Regions from separate parts of the Mus musculus genome. Here region 2 is linked to region 1. The links are chromatin contacts, found by Hi-C or POLR2A ChIA-PET in ENCODE. All regions are on one chromosome and are shown on one strand. Each heading gives the region's core, a stretch centred on a gene start or an enhancer-like site at or near the end of the contact. The rest is flanking DNA. Distances are from core to core; before and after follow the strand shown. Region 1 holds the start of Cyth3 (cytohesin 3). Region 2 holds the start of Usp42 (ubiquitin specific peptidase 42).

The links. Hi-C counts contacts between places; a loop is a spot of excess contacts on that map. ChIA-PET counts read pairs that join two places held with the same protein, here RNA polymerase II (POLR2A).
Region 2: POLR2A ChIA-PET joins it to region 1 with 24 read pairs in Patski. The contact joins the promoter of Usp42 here to the promoter of Cyth3 in region 1. A Hi-C loop is called at or near these places in 1 of 37 maps with a recorded cell type or tissue (v-Abl transformed pro-B cells). POLR2A ChIA-PET finds 5 or more read pairs at or near these places in 3 of 5 experiments (Patski and embryonic stem cell).

The regions. Positions count from the first base shown.
Region 1 is chr5:143,620,464-143,625,216 of GRCm38, reverse strand. It overlaps Cyth3 (cytohesin 3), which reads right to left and starts at 2,770. Exons shown (of 13, transcript NM_011182.4): 1 at 2,544-2,770. The coding sequence starts at 2,577.
Region 2 is chr5:143,730,335-143,735,087 of GRCm38, reverse strand. It overlaps Usp42 (ubiquitin specific peptidase 42), which reads left to right and starts at 2,808. Exons shown (of 18, transcript NM_029749.2): 1 at 2,808-2,925. Gm38737 (a long non-coding RNA gene) reads right to left here and starts at 2,633. Exons shown (of 3, transcript XR_868672.3): 1 at 1,236-2,633; 2 at 381-534; 3 at 1-30.

The DNA.
Region 1 (4,753 bases), core at 1,521-4,020:
GAAATGGGATAACTACAAGAACTCTATGTGAACTTCAAATCTCCACAGATAAAGGGTCACACAGAGGCCACCAAGTTCACACAGTAAGTATACAGTAACTCACATGTTTAAGTTGTGAGAGATTTTCACTGGGTTCGAAGCTCTAAGACTGCCAAAAGCATCCCTAAGTATCTTTCCATAATGTGAGGAGGAAAGATTTTTTTTGATAAGCTAAATCAATAAAAATTAAAAAGCTGTTTCCTATCATATAGCACACTGTCTGGCATTTCAGTAGAAAAAAAAAAATCAATAAATCTCTTCATTGTCAAATGTTCCAGGAAGGTGAATTAAATCACCCTGTATGTTTAGAATATCCACATCTTTCATAAGCTGAGGGTTTTTTTTTTCAAATTTGAAAGCATGTGTTATTATTCAAGAAAAATCCATAATGATAGCAGTCTTTACACTGTTTAGACCAGAATGTACAAAATAACTGCTTATTCTTGGTTACTTTTTAAGATTGTGTGTGTGCACAAGCTTGTTGCTGCTTGCCTAAGGAGGTCAGAAGACAACTGTGGGCGTCAGTTCCCATGTGGCTCCCCAAGAGTCAACTCCAGCTGTCCGCATTACTTGTAATGTCTCCCTGAAGTAATCTTACCTGACAGCCGTTACTGTTTCTCATTTTTAAACTTTTTACCATGGAATACAGTATCATTGAATATAACATCTTTTTTAATTTTAACATCCTCTGGTATATTGATATACCCAGAGATATTGATAGTCCAGAGATAGCTTTAAGCCTTTTTGACACTTTAATATTGACCTTTACTATACTTCTAAATTCTATGAACTGCTGAAACACACTGGTTTCTAAGTTTTCCCCACTGTATCTGCTTTTACCTTCAGCTCAGCCACGTGTTGACTCAACAGACTGTGTAGCACCTGCAGAGCAATCGCCAGCTCAGCTAGCTTCCTAGATCCCAATGTCAAATTGCCACTGTCTTTTTTTCTAAACGACAATGTCAGACTGTGCTATAGGCGAAAGGCAAGGCATCCTCAGGGACCCAGTGCCTCCAGACCGGCAGCCGGTATGTAGGAGGGTTTGCAACTGGGTTCTTTCTTTTCATAAACAAAACACCCACTCGATGCCACTGTGCTACCCCTGGCTTTTACTATGAGAACTGAACTTGGCAAATGCCACGAGGAGTGCCAACTTCCTACAGCCCAGCCACTTCGTCTCTTTCACAGGGAAGAAAAAAAAAAATCTGAGAAGCTCTGGAATTCTAGAAGGCACCTTGATTAACCACTTCACGAGGAAGTCTTCAATACTGCTGATTCTTACAGGCAGCTGCTCCAGCAGCCTGTAATTAAGACTTCTTTTTCCCCCTAAACACTCCCTTATTACATGGGATTCTGATCATTCTGTCAGCAAAAAAGGAAGATCGTTCCTCAAAGTCCAGACAGCTTCAACTTGGGGTGTTTGGGTAAAAAATGACGGGTACATTATTAACCCTTTGCTTACTTCAAGTAAAGTCCCACTCCACAAACGGTGACTCTTGATGTTTTGGGAAACCAAATTCATGAAATGACACAACAGGAATCTGTACTCCGTTGAGTAATTTGCAACCGGCTCATTTGCAGCAGGGTGGAACTCAAAGTCAGGCACATACATACAGCCTGAGCAACACGGAGAACTGATAGCCCACCTCTGGAAGGGTGTCTGTCACAGGCACCTGTCCAGGAGTCTAACAGTCTCGCTGCTGTGGCTCCCGCATCCCACCCTCGGCTTTAAAGGAATCCCACCTGACCCCTTTAATTTCTTAATTATATTTTCCATTTGGTGGTGTTGGGGATCAAACTCAGCGTCCTGGGCATGCTAGACAATGATTCTATCATTTGTGCTATTTGGCCCCCTTTTTATTTTTACACCCGACCCCTTCTCTGTAGCATTTTTTCTTTTCTATTTGATAAAAAAATGCATACTCAGACCTGGACTGGAGCTGCCTGCCCCTCATGTCCTTTAAGCCATTCCCAATGAGTACTTCTGATCTAAAAATCAGAGACGTGGTCATGACTTCCAACCTTCCTCCTCTCCCCCGACCGATCCACCCCACCCTCCGGGCCCTCCGAGTCCTCCAAATTGAAAACTTTCCCCTCCCCATCCAGGAGCTCCCAAGCTCCAGACACCTGAGGAGAGCTGAAAAGGAGAGGGGCCCGTCCGAAACAGCTGGGCTAGGGAGGGCGTGGACGCCCTTGGCAATGAGACGCTGGGAAGGTCGCCCCGCAGAGTGGCCCCATCTCAGAAAGGCGACCTGGAGCTGTGCTGCGGAGACCCCGGCCTCGAACCCGCGACCCGCGACCGCGCTGGGCGACGACCCCGCGGTCTCCGACATGTCCTCTCACCAGGGCAGCGAAGCCCGAGTCCCCGCCTTACCCCGCGCACCTCCCCACGGTCGCCGCCACCCCACCCGACACCCGGCCCCACGTCTCAAGCCTGGGCTCTCAACAGCGCGACCCTCGGCCTCAGGGCCGCCCAGAGAGCCGGCCACACCTCCATCACTCACCGCTGCCGCCCTCACCGCCACCGCCTTCGTCCATTTTGAGGCCACTCCCCGCCAGCCGGCGAGCCCGGAGCCGGCGGGAGCGACTGGGCTGAACGCCGGGACTAAGAGAAGTGGTCGCGGGGAGAACCGGAGAGCTCCTCAGCGAGCGCGGCCCGGGTCGCGGCCGGGCCTCCACGGAGGGCCGGGCGGAGCCTCACTGCTCCGGCGCCATCACGTGACACAAAACCACGCCTCCCCTGTCGGTGTGGGCGGAGCCTAGACGCCGAGCGGTCCCGCCCACCAGACTCCGCCCGGCCTTGCAGTAGCTGCAGTAGCTGCTTAGCTAGGAGACTTGGATCCTGCAGCGCAGCACTCTCCCTCGAACCTCCTGTCTGCCCCTCTAGAGCATCCTGGAGAGGAAGCCGGGTCTATCAGGAGCACGAGGACGCCCTGCTCTACAAAACCTGATGGCTAAGGGCTGCGACTCGCAAATGCATAGAGTAGGGAGTGAGAAACTATCTGAAAAGGAAGGCTGATGATTGGCTCAAGTGGCCCCCACTTAAAGGCAGAAGGAAAGAACTGACTATAAAGTTTTACTGTGACCGCAGCATGCGTGGGCGTCCACACATGACATACACACAGTAATAATTGTGTGGGGATGTAGTTCTGTTGTTAAGAGCACTCGCTGCTCTTGAAGAGAATCAGAGTTTGGTTCTCAGCACCCACAGAACCCTTGTAACTATGACTACAAAAAGGATCCAATACTTCCGGCCTCCAAGGGCACCTGCACTCATATGACGGTTATCTGGCACACTCTTACCTCCACCCACATCAGGCATGCTTGTAGTGCACACATATATGTGCGGGCAAAACACTGATACACACAAAATAAAATTTTAAAAAAACTTTTTGAGATAGGGTTTCTCTGCATAGCCATCAATGTCATGGAACTCTTTCTCTGTAGACCAGGCTGACCTTGAACTCAGAGATCTTCCTGCCTTTGACTCCTGAATGCTGGAGCTAAAAGGATGAGCCACCATGCCCAGCTAAATAAATCTTTTTTTAAGTGTTTATTTTAAAAATAATAAAAACTGGGTGCGGTGGCGAATACCTTTGACCACAGCAAGCCAATCTCAACAGAATCTTAGTGGGTTTAGTCTGCTTAGTGAGTTCCAAGTTAGCCAGGGCTACCTAGTGAGTCTCTGTCTGAAGTCATCATCATCATCATCTGAAAACGAGCCCATGAGAAGACTCTCCCCACCCCCACCTCCTCCCTTCTTTACCCTCAGAATGTTAGGGTAATTCCAGCCTTTTATCTTTTGGGTGTATAATAATAATGGAGTCTCATTTTTCCTGCGGATTGGATGCATTTTAGAATTAACAAAGTATTAGGTTGGTAAATGAATATAGTGATGCTGTTGAACCCTAACCCCAGTCCGGCACAGCTGGGGCTCGGCTCTCAGAAAGCATTAGTACAGGGGTTGGCCAGTCTGGCGTCAGATGCCCGTGCAGTTGAGCGTTAGTCTCCCTTGGCTTGCTGCCAGCTGCCCTGGATTTATGATGCAGTAGGAGCTCTGAATTCAATTTCCCGTGGGCACAGCCCAGGGCTGGGCAGACGGACTCAGTACTCCCCTGTTCCAAATCTATGGCTCGATTTTCTCATTCCGTATGTCTCGTTTCCAGTAACTTCTCCTTAACGTTGCATGTGTGCCCTCCCAAGCCTTTCTGCTCGAATTAAATTGCATTAAAGAAAAGCAAACATTATAAGGGAGGAGATGGCTCATCTGTAATAAAATTTTCCAGCAACTGTTTTATATTTACAAATTGCCCATTGAATCAAAGGATACTTCCTCCACCGTCCATCTATCAAAGCAGACAGCCTTCACCTTTTTGCTCAAGGTTAAAGAATGGTTTCAAAGAGTCCAATTTCCTGATAACCTCAAGAATTATAACCCCGGATATTCTGTTGCCTCCTAGACTGTAAGATAGGCTTCTGCGAGTTGATGAGATGTTTAGCAGCTTGTACAAATCCATAGATAAGTGATCTGAGAGTCAAGTGATGTAGATTCAAGTCCTGATGAACTGTGGCTTCCTGATCCTGTCCATTTTGTTATCTCAAGATAACAGCATCTGAGGGAAAAAAAAAAAAAAAAAAAAAACGATAGCACTCTTTGAAGAGGATAATGTCCTAGGGTGGAGCTTTGAACTCAGACTCATCAATTATAAATGCT
Region 2 (4,753 bases), core at 1,559-4,058, 110 kb before region 1:
TCTTGGCATGTTCCAGGCCAGTGAAAGTCACTGTCTCAAAAACAAAACAACACAATACAAAACAAAACAAAACAGGATCTAGTGATGCCTGAAGTTCTCCTCTGGCATGCATACACACACACACACACACACACACACACACACACCCTACAGATGGTGTACATGTTTGTACACCCCAGTTATCTCAGTTCTCCTGAGACTGGTGCAGGAGGATCTGTGGTTCAAAGTCAGGTACACAGCTAGTTTTAGGCCAGCCAGGACTATATGATACCCTTTCTCAAAAAAGCCTGCTGTCAGAGAAGGAATGATCCGGCCATGGCATACCTCTATTGCTTAGAGTGGTGGCTATGGTAAGAATTGCAAGGGGGCAATTCTCTTACCTCTGAGATGTCTGCACGATCTTCTAGAATGCACTCTGTGCTTTGGGAGAGCTACTTTCCAAGGCCACAGCAGACGACCTGAAGTGCTCTCGGCGGGAACAGTGTTTCAGGCATAGTTGCAGTGGTCTTCTGTAGATGCTGTCTTGCCCTTCCACTTCCAGGGAGTAGAGAGGGGACATAGCACAGGACATGTGGATCTCAGGGGTTTGATGGATGCCATCTAACCAAGCTCTCAGTTCAGTGTGACACACGAAGATGCCAAATGTTAACCTCTGTTCTACACACACACATACACACACACACACACACACACACACAGAGGAAATATGAGAGCTATTAACAGTTGACTTCCTAATGAGCATGCACACCTGCAAGTGTGTCCATACACATACTACACAAATATGGTAGCAGTTGAAAAAAAAAACCACTTGATGTTGACCTGTTTTTGACATACACACACTCAGACATATCACACACACGCACACACACACACAAAATGCTTTTATAGTCAAATTGTTAAGGTGACCTGAATTAAAGAACATCAAACTTTGTGTAAAATCAAAGCAGAAGTGAGGGCCATTTGAGAATGTTTTGTCCACTGGGGCCAAATTCTCTTTCTTCCCTCATTTAAATCTGTAAGCCCAGCACTTGCAGATTGAGGCAGAGGTTGTAGAGTTTAAAGCCATTATACAGAATAAGACCCTGCCTCTAAAAACAAACACCAAACCCCATTCTTAATAAATCCCAACAGGGGCGGGGTAAACTTCTGGGACCTCAAAGGGAAGTGTTCTGAAATACCATAACGTTTAGCTAGATAACTAGTCCCTCAGTTCCTCAGCATTTGAATTTAATTACCTGGAAAAGGCAAAGTACTGAGCAGGTAGTTCTAGTCGCACAAATTGGTCATTTTCCTTGAGATGGGGTCTCAGTCTATAGTCTTGGCTGACCTGGATTACAGACAGGATTTTACTCTGTAGTCCAGGCTGGCTTGAACTCATGGCAATCCTTCTGCCTAAGCTGCTGAATTCTAGGATCACAGACATGGGTTATTTTACCTTTTGCAAATCTCTTAATAATGGTCTACAGTGGTGAAATTCCATAACCATTTTTTGTAAAGAAAAAAGTTGTGGTGTTAATTTTGACAGGAGATGCTGAAATGTGAGCAACTAGGATTCTCTTTCTCCTTTTTAATTCCTCAAAGTACTTGAGTTTTTTGCTCCAAATACTCAATAGACATTTTATAGCCAACCTATAGGGACTGTAATGAAGTTGGTAGCATGAGTAGGTATAGGCTCCTGACCTCTTTATAATGTTAAAAGCTTAACATAGCATGCTGTGGCTGGAATAAATGAAAGGAAAAAGGAAATATGGAGTTGGGTGTTTTGTTTTGAGACTGGGAGTCCTTCTGTAGCACAGGGTGTCTTCAAACTTGTGATTCTCCTGTCTCAGACTCACCTGTACTGGGAATCATTAAAATGGGACTTTTAATGCCCAAGCTAAAGAGCTTAGCTTCTTCTTCTGATCTGTGTTTTAAAATAAAACAAAAAACTGTGTCCACAAGAGTATAGTGAAACCAGAGTGGAGTGCTGGAGGAGTCAGTTAGACTAGGCTTAGTGAGAGAGAAGGCAAGTGGGTGGTGGGCAGGACCACAGCTCTTTAGGTCAGTAGGGTGTAGTGAACTGGTGGTCTAGGGGGTGAAAGGTTTTGATCAGCAGTGAATGCTCTTCAGGGGTGTGTACTAAATGGGTACCACAGGCAGGCGCTGGAGGGGAGAGAATACAAGGATGAACTACTTTGTCCAGCCTCAGGATCCAGGAAGTAACAAGAAGCATGACTGTAGGACTGGGGCGCAGTTGCCTCAATCTGGAGAGCTAAGACTTGAAGTGAGACGTTGAGGGGGGTGCATGGTCTGCTCTTTAGCCTGGCAGGGCTACGTAAGGTAGAGACAGCGGAGGCCCCATCGCGGTGAGGGCCCGTGGATCGCAGAGCCCAGTGGCCTCGCCACCGTAGTCCGCAGGGCCACGCGTAGGAGAGGCATGAGTCTCCCGGGATGGGAGCTCAGGTGTACTGGCTTTAGGGCCCCAACCCGGGCCACTCCGGGAACTCTGAACGGAAGCGGCCCCTCCCCGCCCTGCTGCCGGACACCCAGCCAATCAGTGCATCCCGCCAATCAGGGCGTCGGACCAATCAGTGTGCTTTCTCCGGCGGAGCCCGGCGCTTAGCTGACGCGTGAGGCCAGCCCGCGCCCCGCCGCCCTTGGGCGACGGCCCCTCCCGCGTTTGCCCGGCCCGTTAGCTGCGCGCCGCGCCTCTTGCGCGACGGCCCCTGGGCGGCGGAGGCCGTGGCGGCGGCGCGTGCGGGCGCGGCCCTGGTGCGCCCCCTGGCGGCCCGGCCGGCAAGCTGCGGGTGCGGCGCTGACCCGGAGGCGGCGGCGGCGGTGCCCGGATGGAGGCACGTCATTGTCCCCCGCCGGGCGGCTGGGCTGTGTGCGGCGGCGGCGGCGGCGGCGGCCGAGGGGGATGGAGCGAGTGCCGAGCCGGGTCAGGTAAGCTCCCGCCTCCTTCCCGCCCGCTGCAGGCCGGCGTGGGGCCGGGCCGCGTGTCCCTGGTTCGCGGCCTCAGCCGCCCCGCCGCCTTCAGCCGGCCGCGGCCCGCCGGGACTAGCGCGGCCCCTCGCCCGCCGCCCCCTCTACAGCCGCCGGGCGGCCCGGGGACCCCACGGCTGCGGGACTGGCGCTGCCGCCGCCCGGCCGGGCCAGGCCCGCAGAGCAGGAGGCGGTGGCCACGGCGGGCGGGCTCGCAGCGAAGGCAGCGCCGGGGTTGCACGGAAGGGCCGGACCCCCCTGGTTGCCATGGCCACAGCGCTCCCACCCCCACCGGCCCCAGCCCGCCCCCTCGGTCCGCTGCTCGGGCGGCCGGCAGCTACCGGGCCGCCCGGCGCGTTTGGAGCTGCCGGGGTGGGCGTGTGCACGCCGGGACAGTGTAGCCGGCGTAGCCGGCGTCCGGGGCCCGCCCGCCGCCCCCCCGCGTGGCTGCCACCTCCGGCTCCAGGGCGCCCCTCGGAGCTCCGGGCTGGCCTCCCCGCCCCCACCCCACCCCGACAAACTTTCCCACCCGGGCGCAGTCCACTAGGCTCCTCAGCAGAACACCCGAGTTGCCCACGCCGTAGCGGAGCGGACACCCGCAAGAGAGGCGGACAGCCGGGGGTGTTGGGGTGGGGGGGAGGAGCCCCGTAGCTCTTTCCCCTCCGAAAAAGCGAGTGTGCCTTCCTCCCCCAGGCTCTTTATCTTTTGGGGCACAGAGAACCAACTTACCTGGAGGAAAGGGCGGGTGGGAGGGATCAGATTCAGATGTTTGAAATGAAAATTTGACGGGACCAAAGTTTTACAATCTAGGACTTTAACCTCCCTAGAATACAGTTGAGATTACTTTTGTTGAATAGCTCTTTTATATCTGAAGGCCTTAGGACTTGCTTGTTTGTGGTTCTTTCAAGTAAATACACTCAAGTAACAAAAAGTGTCGGGGAAACTAGTTAACGCCCCTTTTACAAAGTAACAACCGGATCCAGGTTCGCACAGCTGTTTATGGAGGAGAACTTTTCTTCAAAGCATGCATTTTAAACGTTCTGCTTTTACCATGTCACTCATTCAGATGCTTAGGTCTGTGAATAATGAGTTACACTTATTTGTTTTTACTCAGGGACAGTTTCACTTTCTTTTCTGTAATCATTGATTCAAGACTACAGTAAGTACTTGGTTTGCAGAGTTTTACGGCTAATCATTCTGTTTACCAAAATACAATTAAAAACCAAGTGGTGTCTTTTTTTAAAGTTTCTTAAAACTGAAATGTTACCAGAACTTGTATAATACTGTTTATGAAGAGTTCGCATAACAGGTTTTTTTTAATGCGTTGACCTTATTTCTTCAGTGTATGTGGGGGGACACAATGTGTACATAGTGATATTCTTTCTTAAAATGAGAAAGATAAATGTAGCCTGGCATTTACTTATCGTAAAAGAGACCTAAGCAAGTAATTAGTCTTGCACATTTATTCAGCTTTGGTCCCTGGTCAGGTTTCAAAATGGACTGTTGTAACTTTGTATATCATGAAAAGGTGTTGGGACTGGCTGGGCTTTGAGTAAGTAGTTACCATTCACAGGCCGTTTTGAACACTAACTGTCAGACGCTTCACTTAGACTAAAAACAGGAGCCATATGAACCTGTCTTACACAATATAGCTGGGTTTTAAGAAAGGTTGGCTCTTATAGGTGGAGTTTAGTTTGATCCCTGGTGACTTTAAGGTGATATTCATTGGCTGAATATCCAAGTGAAGAAGATAGATGGGTTCTGTTATTCTTGCCAGAATCAAAACAAT